Regions from separate parts of the Homo sapiens genome. Here region 2 is linked to region 1. Evidence: read pairs that join two places in POLR2A ChIA-PET (ENCODE). Cell type or tissue: Caco-2. All regions are shown on one strand. Each heading gives the region's core, and the rest is flanking DNA. Links, peaks and the distances in the headings are about the cores only.

The links. Peaks named below come from ENCODE experiments on the same cell type or tissue, not always from the same donor. Only the 100,000 strongest peaks of a DNase experiment are listed, where the experiment ranks them.
Region 2: POLR2A ChIA-PET joins it to region 1 with 21 read pairs; 1 of 35 experiments calls an interaction of 5 or more read pairs at or near these places.

The regions. Positions count from the first base shown.
Region 1 is chr11:8,755,279-8,760,653 of GRCh38, reverse strand. All of the region lies in intron 1 of DENND2B (DENN domain containing 2B), which reads left to right. Among named protein-coding and RNA genes, the nearest start is that of DENND2B-AS1, 11 kb to the left of the region's middle. RefSeq lists an enhancer at 1,308-1,808. In Caco-2, for the core only: no CTCF peak of the experiment used is centred there; DNase peaks (open chromatin) are centred at 2,843 and 3,274.
Region 2 is chr11:10,074,569-10,079,943 of GRCh38, reverse strand. All of the region lies in intron 2 of SBF2 (SET binding factor 2), which reads left to right. Among named protein-coding and RNA genes, the nearest start is that of SBF2, 220 kb to the left of the region's middle. RefSeq lists an enhancer at 2,673-3,278. In Caco-2, for the core only: a CTCF peak has its summit at 2,880 (motif pointing right); a DNase peak (open chromatin) is centred at 2,903.

The DNA.
Region 1 (5,375 bases), core at 177-5,176:
TGGTATTTCTTTTCTCTTCTCTTCTCTTTTTTTCTTCTCACAGGGTCTGACTCTGTCACCCAGGCTGGAGTGCAGTGTCATGATTATAGCTCACTGCAGCCTTGGACTTCTGGGCTCAAGTGATCCTCCCACCTCAGGCTCCCAAGTAGCTGGGGCTACAGGTGTGCATCACCAACCTCCTGCTAATTTTTTATTTTTAGTAAAGACAGGGTCTCGCTCTGTTGCCTAGGCTGGTCTCAAACTCCTGGGCTCAAACAATCCTCCTGCCTCTGCCTCCCAAAGTGCTGGGATTACAGGCGAAAGCTCACATTTTTGAGAATCTTGGTTTGGGTACTTACAAGGAACTTAATCTAAGGTTACTGAAGCTTGCAGCGGCTCTGGGTTGTGTGGGCAGGTCAGGGGAAGGGAGGTATGGCAGGGAGAGAATGGAGGCAGCACTGAGAAGATAGAAGGAAAGGGGCTCAGGTTCTTAGTATGTTTCTAGGAGCCCTTTTATCCCTTAGAGAACCAGGCAAGTCGTCGATCTGTCGGGAGGTTAGGCAGAGAGGGGCTGTGCCTTTTGCTTATAGCATTGGTGAGCTTAGCTCTTTCTAGGAAGCAGGGGAGCTTTTCCACAGGAATTTAGCAGGAGGCCTTGCTGCTTCAGGAAGAACAGGGGCTGATGGGAGGATCCAGAAGACACAAGTGCTGAGGGTGAGGTTGAAGTCCCATGCGGAGAAGGATCATCCTGATTTAGTTGCATTTGTTAAGCTCCTTAGAATCTGAGGGCCAGTATTGGTTGCTGAGACTCTTGGCAGCCCTCCTCTGGGGAGCTGCCAGTCTGTTCCTCATGTCCTTGGCCAGGGCCCATGGATGAGGAGAGGTGCAGGAAGGAGTTGGCAAGAAGGTAAAGAGGGTCTGAGGAGATGTTTGCTGGGCAGGATGAGTAGGCAGGTTGGTCCCAGGGCAATCAGGCCACAGCTGCACACTGTTGGGTCACTATACTGTCACTGTATTGCTGGCCCTTTCCTGGCTCTCACCATGTTCTCAGAACACACACAAGAGCTCTGTTCCCATTCCCACCTTCTCTGTCCCTTTAGGCTGCTGCCTAAACTTTGACTTCCACGTGAGCAGAATTGCTTAGGAGAGTAGTGGAACATAGATGTAGCAGAAATTCTCTCATGTGGTTGAGAGGTTTCCTATTTTCGGGCATCTTGACTTCTTACCTCGGCTATAAAGCAGAGTGCTGGGCAATGTTTACGTTTCCTCTCAGTGGTGACATTAACCTCAGCAGAATGGGAGGCTTTCCTCCAAATGCTTGCATTTCTTCCTCTTCACTCAGGGCTCAGCTGTCTCCTGCTTCAAGAGCAAGGCATACTGTCACATCCACATTTATGCCTGCAGAAAAGTATCAGACAGACATTTAGAAATGTCACCTAAACAAGGACAGACAGGTTTTTTGCTCTAGGATAGGAAGGTCCATTCTTAGAGGTGGGGCACCCCTCAGAAAGAGCTCCCTTCAGAGACTGACCTCTCATCGGTCCCTTCTTGGACCTTTGAGAGAGCCTCTGTGGATCAGGTGATGGGATCGGGTCAGAGGGAGAAAGGGCACTCAGGATGGTAGAGAGTTGTCTGGTGAAGGCTGGACTGAGCAAAAGCTGTCAGCCTTCCGGGAGGTCTGTCCTCCTGTGGCAGTGAGGGGAATTGATGGGGGTTTCAAGCAGCCAGGAGGCTGTGCCCTGCACTGCTCCTGCCCAGCCGTCCAGGAGGTTTTGTGTGGCTGTTGCCAATGCCGTGCCTCCTAACCCTTCCTGCTGGGATGCAGGCTAGAGAGCTGCGACACTTACCTGCTGGTTGGGAGGTCAGGTTAGAGCCGAGTGGACCAGGTGGAGGCCATGGATGAGGAGGCACAGCGCTGCGGTGGAGGGAGCCGCGGCATCTAACTGGGCCACTTGTGCTCAGCTCTGGCCCACTGTTGTCATATAGGAGTGCACACAGTGATGGTAAATTTTCTCATTTTTCAAAAGAAGCTAGAATCTGAATTTTTCTTTCTATTCACCTGCTTTCTTAAGCTTGACAACTAATTCAAATTATTTAAAAATAAAAGGAAGGCCAAGTGAGACATGTTTTTGCTTCTGCAGACCACCAGTGTATGACTGATATAAACTCTTTTTCCCAGGAGCTTAGAAATGAGGAGAAAGCAAGCAAAGGGATCAGGGTGGGTGGCAGGAAGAGTAATTTCAAAATACAGGAAGACGGAGCACACCTGGAGACTGACGAAATGGCTTAGATGAGCCATTGGTAATGCTTTCACTGGATCCCGTGGTGTGTGCGTTCCTTTGTGGTTGAGGGCCAGTGGTTCTCTGTGTGGTGGAAGAAGCTAATGGGATGGGGGTAGGAGGAAGAGGGGCTGAGTGCCATCTTTTAGTTGCACATAGCTAGGCAGATTCTTGGGAAGATGGTGAGTCGTGACTCCATTAAGTCCCTAGAGAACATGCTGTGGGACACAAGTTTTTGCACTTAAGGGCATATAAGCTTGATTTAAAGCGCTTACTAAAATGCAGATTCCTAGGCCCCATCCCCACAGATTCCCGTTCAGTAGGTGGGGCCTGGGACTCTGCATTTTAAAGCACCCCATCAATGTTAAAGAAAATAAGTGGACAATGGAGTGAGACAGAGCTGGGTCTACATTCCTGCTCTGTTCCTTCACTAGGTGAGTGATCTTGGTCCAGTCATTTAATTTCTCTGAATTTAAATTTCCTAATCAGAAAAAAGGAGACTGTATTATCACTACCTTGTAGAATGGTGAGAACTAAATTAGAAGACAGTTGGAGGCAGTACAGGGTCCTGGCCCAGAGCTGGTGCAGGCCACCTGGTCATAAATCCCTGCCCCTTTCTAGCCGTGTGACTTGGAGCAAGCTAATTAACTGCTCTCTATCTTGGTTTCCTTGGTAAAGTGTAACTAACCCTGTGAAATATTAATAGTACCCACCTCACAGGGTTGTTAAAGGGTTAAATGACTTAATACACATGAAGTGCTTGTAACTTTAGCTGTTATAATTACATGTTTAAAAGTCTAGCAGCGTGTCTCATAATAAATGCTCCTTTGCTTTTCCTTAGGTCCCCTTACTGTGGGTAACAGATTAAAGCTTAATCCAAATGTCACCTTCTGATGAGGCCTTCCTGGAGTCCACTTTTTACTTTCTTGTCTCCCTTCACAGTTAGCTTCTCCAGGGCAGGGACTGTGTCTTCCATGTTAATATCCTAGCACCTTGCACAGTGCCTCACATAGGGTCAGTGAATGGAATGATAGTACTAGGGAGTCTGAAAGATGACTCAGACTTGGGAATGGAGAGGTTGTCTTCCAAATACCTAGGGAAGTGTGATCTGGAAGAACAAACATTTTTTAAGCTTCTATTGCCAGACAGGGCAATCATGGGAGGTAGGTCATATTGCTATTATGGCTGTTATAGTGACAAAGTGAGTCTTTGACACTCACTGGAGCAAGGTCACATAACTAGCAGTTGTCAGAGGCAGGGCTGGACTCAAGGCAGGTGTTTTTCCACTGCCCCTCGGGGCCTGCGACTGTGCCTGTTTGTCTGGATGCAGTTTGTAGAAAAGTTCCAGAGGTACCTTATTCTATTCCTTTCTCTGGATTGTTACTCTTCAGATAGTTGTCTATAATTTGTCAGAGCTGTGTTTTTGAGGAACTTTGGATGGATGGTATATGCTAATTGAACAATTTCCTTTTCTAAACATGCAGTTTCTGCCTAGACTTTGCCATTGAGGGCCTGGGAACTAGCAAAGAAGCCTCTCATCATGCTTGAGTCTCTGCTCCATTCCCATGGGCATTTCCTCTGCTTTAGGAGTGTCTTCTCTCCCTGCAGTCTGACTAGCCAGGATATCAGGCTAAAAGCATAGATGAGGGCCTGGGGCTGCTTGTAGGAGGTGGGGAGAAATGGTGTAGCCCAGGAAGCCAGAATGCTGAGAGTCCTCAAGCCTGAGCTTCAGGTGTAAAGGGTTAACCTGGCCTTCAGCTCCTCAAGTCCCAAATTATTCTCTGATCCTGATAGACCTGGCCCAGAGAGAGCAGTTGGTGGGGAGGCTGGTGAGTAGGCATCTGTGTTTCTAACCTAGTGCGCCCCTGTGAGGTTCTCAGCAGTGCCAGCTCAAGATGCCTGAATTCCCAGGCCACTTCTGAGAATGGCAGCTGCACTCTTGGAGAAATGTGACTAAGGGTCCCTGTCATGGGCCTGGAAGCAATTTTGTTCTGCTTCTTTCTTGGTTACATCTTCACAGGATTTTTCTTCTTAGCCACCCAGATGTCAGAGTCAACTACATTTCTCTTTCTTAGTAAGTTGGCTCTGTGTTCTCATATACAACTGCATGATAGCATTTCAGAGCAGTGAGTCTACCCTCCTGAAAGCAGAAATTCAGGGAAAGAAAGAATATGTTTTTCATCATGTTTTTTTAACATGTTTCAGTTTCTGGTCATGCCACAAATCTTTTGCCTTTTCTCCAAGGGCCTGCCCTGGAACTGATAGAGCAGGTCAAATGTTGTTTTCATGGATGGTGATGGTTACTGTGATCATTGCTACAGTTGAAAACTGATGCTTAGCAAGTTGATTCCTATAGCACTGTGCTTCCTGAGGACCCTGAAAACTGGCCTGAGAAAATGTCCAGAGGTTGCCTTTTCTCTCCCTTCTCTGTTGTACATATAGCAATATGATATGCCAAGCACTTTACTTGGCACTGGGCTGATACAGGTAGAGAGTATCTCACTAGAGCCAGTGTGCGTAGATGCCCTGGGGGCAAGATTGACTTTATCATCATCATCATCATCACCATCACTAATGTTATGCTATTAATATAGACTTAAATTTATAGGGCCAAGCATGGTGGCTCATGCCTGTAATCCCAGCACTTTGGGAGGCTGAGGCGGGAGGATCACTTGAGACCAGCAGTTCGAGACCAGCCTGGGCAACATAAAGAAACCCCATCTCTACCAAAAAGAAAAAAGTTAGCTGGACCAACTCCATTTTATGAAGGGTAAAAGTGAGGCTTAGAGTTGGTTTCCTTTTTCCAGAAGCATCTGCCGTATTCACCTTGGAGGGATGTTTCATTGCTGTCACCATCAGCTAATCATCCCCTGCCTACTGGCTGCTTCCTCTCTTTCCAGTTAACATACCACTCCCTATCACCATCACTAAAACCACAACCCTGAGAGCTTATGCGAAGTTAAAATTAGAGCTAGTACATTTCATCTTGAGATTAGGAAGGAAGTATAAATGCTATCAAGAATTAGGACTTGACTTATTTTTATCATCAAAACCAATCACTTATTTGCACCAAAGTAATAAGTAAGATGGTCTCCAGGATTAAGGTCATCAGTGGCC
Region 2 (5,375 bases), core at 303-5,302, 1.3 Mb before region 1:
CTTTGAAAATAGAATCTCAATCTCTCTGGCTTGTAAGGTTTCTGCTGAGAAGTCTACTGTTAGTCTCTTGGGATTTCCTTGATAGGTCACTAGATGCTTTACTCTTGCTGATTTTAGAATTTTTTTTCCCCTCTTAATGTTAACCATAGGCATTCTGATGACTATGTCATGGTGAGTTCTTTCTTGCAATGTAATTTCCGGAGTTCATGGAGCCTCTTGTATTTGAATATCTGGATCTTCTGCTAGAATAAGGTAGTTTTCCATAATTATTTCCTCAAATCAGGTGTCCAAACTTTTTTATTTCTCAGGAGTACCTATGATTTGTAGGTTCAGTCTTGTTTTTATAGTTCCATACTTCTCAAATGCTTTGTTTGTTTATTAAATCCTTTTTTAAAAAACTTTTGTCTAACTGGATTAATTTGAAAGACCTGTCTTCAGTTTCTGAGATTCTTTCTTCCATTTGGTCTAGTCTGTTGTCAGAACTTTCAACTGTATTATGGAATTTCTTCAATAAATTTTTCATTTCCAAAAGTTTGGTTTGGCTTTATAGATAAATAGGGGGATGTAGATATCTTTGGTGAATTTCTCAGTCATATCCTGTAAATGTAGATACTGATGTAGTTGTATGTATCTTTGCAGATTTCTCAATTATATCCTGAATTTATTTTCTAATTTCTTTGCATTAGTTTTCTGGTTTCTCTTGTACATTGTTGTGAGATTTCTTTTTTGTTAGGCTCCATCGCTATAGAATTACGGCGTTTCTTTGAGATGTCATAGCATCTTGTGTTTTTTTAAATATTTCCAGTATTATTGCACTGATACATTTGCATATGGGGTAACAGTCGCTTCTTCTTATTTTTGAATTCACTTTTACTGAAAGGTAACTTTTTTTCTTCTTCAGGATGCATCTGTGGTGTATGTTGAGTAGGGTTCTCTGGCTTTGCTTATGGGTGCATTTGGTGGCATAGACTATGTATGATTTTCTTGGTTATAAATAGCCTCAGTTTGGTGGATTTCTTAAATGCTAGTTGCAGTCATAATGTAAGGTTGAGCAAATGGGTTCAAGTCCTCCTGAGTAGCCAGGGTGTGGTGTTGGTAGTAGAGGTCACACAGAGCTTGTCTGTTCTTCAAACCTCATGCAATTTTTTTAAATTTGTTTTTTATTATTATACTTTAAGTTCTGGGGTACATGTGCACAACCTGCAGGTTTGTTACGTAGGTATACGTGTGCCATGTTGGTTTGCTGCACCCATCAACTCGTCATTTACATTAGGTATTTCTCCTAATGCTATCCCTCCCCCAGCCCCCAAACCCCCGATAGGCCCTGATGTGTGATATTCCCCTCCCTGTGTCCATGTGTTCTCATTGTTCAACTCCCACTTATGAATGAGAACATGTGGTGTTTGGTTTTCTGTCCTTGTGTTACTTTGCTGAGAATGATGGTTTCCAGTTTCATCCATGTCCCTACAAAGGACATGAACTCATCCTTTTTTATGGCTGCATAGTATTCCATGGTGTATATGTGCCACATTTTCTTTATCCACTCTATCATTGATGGGCATTTGGGTTGGTTCCAAGTCTTTGCTATTGTGAACAGTGCTACAGTAAACATATGTGTTCATGTGTCTTTATATTAGAATGATTGATAATCCTTTGGGTATATACCCAGTAATGGGATCACTGGATCAAATGGTATTACTAGCTCTAGATCCTTGAGGAGTCACCACACTGTCTTCCACAATGGTTGAACTAGTTTACACTAGTGTAAAAGCGTTTCTATTTCTCCATATCCTCTCCAGCATCTTTTGTTTCCTGAATTTTTAATGATCGCCATTCTAAATGGCATGAGATGGTATCTCATTGTGGTTTTGATTTGCATTTCTCTAATGACCAGTGATGATGAGCATTTTTTCATAAGTTTGTTGGCTGCATAAATGTCTTCTTTTGAGAAGTGTCTGTTCATATCCTTTGCCCACTTGTTGATGAGGTTGTTTGTTTTTTTCTTGTAAATTTGTTTAAGTTCTTTGTAGATTCTGGATATTAGCCCTTTGTCAGATGGATAGTTTGCAGAAATTTTCTCCTATCCTGTAGGTTGCCTGTTCACTCTGCTGATAGTTTCTTTTGCTGTGCAGAAGCTCTTTAGTTTAATTAGATCCCATTTGTCTATTTTGGCTTTGTTGCCATTGCTTTTGGTGTTTTAGTCATGAAGTCTTTGCCCATGCCTATGTGCTACATGGTATTGCCTACGTTTTCTTCTAGGATTTTTAATGGTTTTATGTCTAACATTTAAGTCTTTAATCCATCTTGAGTTAATTTTTGTATAAGGTTTAAGGAAGGGATCCAGTTTCAGCTTTCTGCATATGGCTTGCCAGTTTTCCCAACACCGTTTATTAAATAGGGAATCCTTTCCCCATTGCTTGTTTTTGTCAGGCTTGTCAAAGATGAGATGGTTGTAGATGTGTGGTGTTTGTTATTCCATTGGTGTATAGATGTGGTTTGGTACCAGTACCATATTATTTTGGTTACTGTAGCCTTGTAGTATAGTTTGAAGTCAGGTAGCATGATGCCTCCAGCTTTGTTCTTTTTGCTTAGGATTGTATTGGCAATATGGGCCCTTTTTGGGGTCCATATGAACTTTAAAGTAGTTTTTTCCAATTCTGTGAAGAAAGTCATTGGTAGCTTGATGGGGATGGCATTGAATCTATAAATTACTTTGAGCCGTATGGCCATTTTCACGATATTGGTTCTTCCTATCCATGAGCATGGAATGTTCTTCCATTTGTTTGTGTCCTCTTTTATTTCCTTGAGCAGTGGTCAAACCCCATGCAATTTTATCAACAGATAATGTAATAAGCTCTGCAGGTTGGCCTTGCAGCCAGTAGGTGGCGCTAGCATGCGAGATCCAGCTGAGGTGGTGGCAATATGCTTGACCTTTGTTAACCAGAGGTACTCTGATGTCTTAGGTGATGGACTAGGCTGTGGAACTCCCAGGGGCCCTGTTCCCAAGCTCTTCCTCAGATGCAGGTTGATGGAGGCAAGGCCAAATGGGGCTAGGCTGGACAGTCCCATGCTCCGGCATCCCCAACACCAAGCACAAGTGCTGTCCCCAAGGAGGATCAGAAAGCAGTTCTCAGGCCCCTGGGGCAATGCTCGAGGGAGGAGCAGAGCAACTGGTGCTGTGTCAAAGAGCCAATACAGGGACAGAAGGGTAGTTTTGGTTCCACAGCCTAGCAGGCAGTAGTGGGACCTGCCTGAAGTCCATGCTTTCAGCCTGGCAGGGCTCCCTCCCATGGCCTGCTGCCAGTGGTATGCTAATACAGCCAGCCAAGTTATAAGCAGTCTTTCTTCAGATTGTAACATCGCCCCAGGTCTCAAAGCTCCCTCCCTGAGACAAAAACATGGCTCCCAGGCCACACCCCTCCTGGTCCCATGCTGCAAACGGGTAGTGCCCAACTCCTGTACCCAAAGCTGGAGCCCACATATTCTCACCTCTCAGTTCTGGCCATAGGGGCTCCTGTCCCACTAGAGACTGGATTGCAAGTCCTGATCTGAAGATTCTCCAAACCAGTGTCTGCCACCTGTGCTGGCTGGCTGGTTTTCGTGCAGCCCCCTTAGTTGGATCAAGAATGGCCTTCTGTCAGTAGTTGGAGACGGGAGTGCATATGGAGCACTTTCTACTGCCATTCCTTCTTACAGTCTCCCTGTTCTCCAACTTAAGATCTAGCTCTCAGTAGGGTCACGGAGCTCCCCAGTGGCCTGGATTGCCTCGTTCCTTAGTAGAAATATGTATTGTAAGATACTCTCTCCCCCGTCATACACTGGTGATTCACTCACAGTTTTCCACCACAGATCCACAGCGTAGCCTAATGCCCACTGTATTTTTCAAAGTATTCAATTATTCTTTTGCTTTTATATTTAGCTCTCATGTTTCTTCTTGGATGAAAGTTCACCATGTGAATCTGTACATGCTATTTTGCTATTTCTGAGTGGGTGAGCTATGGTAACAAAGCCTCTAATTTGCCAACTCGCAGAAAAAAAAAAAAACTACCAGAAATGGTTTTCTGTTTCCTCTACGATCCCATCCTTTATGTCTCAGGCTAGAGGTGTCCTCTGTTGCATTCATCAATTACTGTGTTAGTCTGTTCTCACACTGCTATAAAGAACTACCCAAGACCGGTAATTTATAAAGAAAAGAGGTTTAATTGACTCACAGTTCCACAGTCTGGCTGTACAGGAGGCATGGCAGAGAGGCCTCAGGAAACTTACAATCATGGCAGAAGGGCAAAGAGGAAGCAAGCATGTTTTCACATGGTGGCAGGAGAGACAGCAAATGAAGGGGAAAGTGCTATACACTTTTAAACTACCAGATTTCATGAGAACTCATTCACTATCATAAGAACAGCAAGGGGGAAATCTGCCCCGATGATCCAATCACCTTTCACCAGGCCCCACCTTCAACACTTGGGATCACGATTCAACATAAGATTTGGGTGGGGACACAGAACCAAACCATATCAACTACCTATTATTCTCTTACATAGCAATAGCAGTAGTAGTGAAGATGTTACTCATTACTTGAGTACTGATTGTGTGACTGGTCATAATTCTATAACAGTGTTTATTAATCACTTACAATGTCTGAGGCAGAATGCTAACCAGTTTACATGCATGATATCACTTAATCTTGACAGTAATGATGTATTTTGTGTTCAAGGAAAACTGAGGTTTAGAGAAATTAGGTAATTTACCAAAATTATAACCTAAGTTAAGAGTCAGATCAAGATTCTTGTCTGTCTGGTGGCACAGGCCATGAGATTATCAAGTTTTAGCCTTCTCTGTGAATCTCTTTTTCAGTATATCTGATAAATTGCCATCCAACTTCTGGTTTAATTTGTGAAGTAAGGGGTTCTCATTCTCTAGGACATAGTTTATTCCATTGTTTGACAGCTTTAAATGTTAACACGTTCTCCCTAATATTAAGGAAACATTAATATATTTTTCTGTAACTTTTAAACTATTATATCTTAACCATTCCAGACATACAGAGGGTAAAATGAATCTATTCTTATTAACATTGGCTATATTTAGCAAATTGTATTTAATATATGTGTAAACAAAATTGACCTGGCTATAAGCAAGAAATCTCTTTTCAGATGGATAAACTTGTATTTAAAATTGTGTGTGTCTGATGTAAAAACCAAAAACAAAATTACTCTGGGGAATCTAATGTACACATTTTCAATTTTCTCTGTTCTCCCTAGTCTATAACTACATCTAAACTTAATAAACAGAGATAGGTAATGGAGTTCAGTGCAAATATTTTTTAATCAGCCTAAGTAAAATAATATAAAACACTTAAAATAAGCAAAAGATGA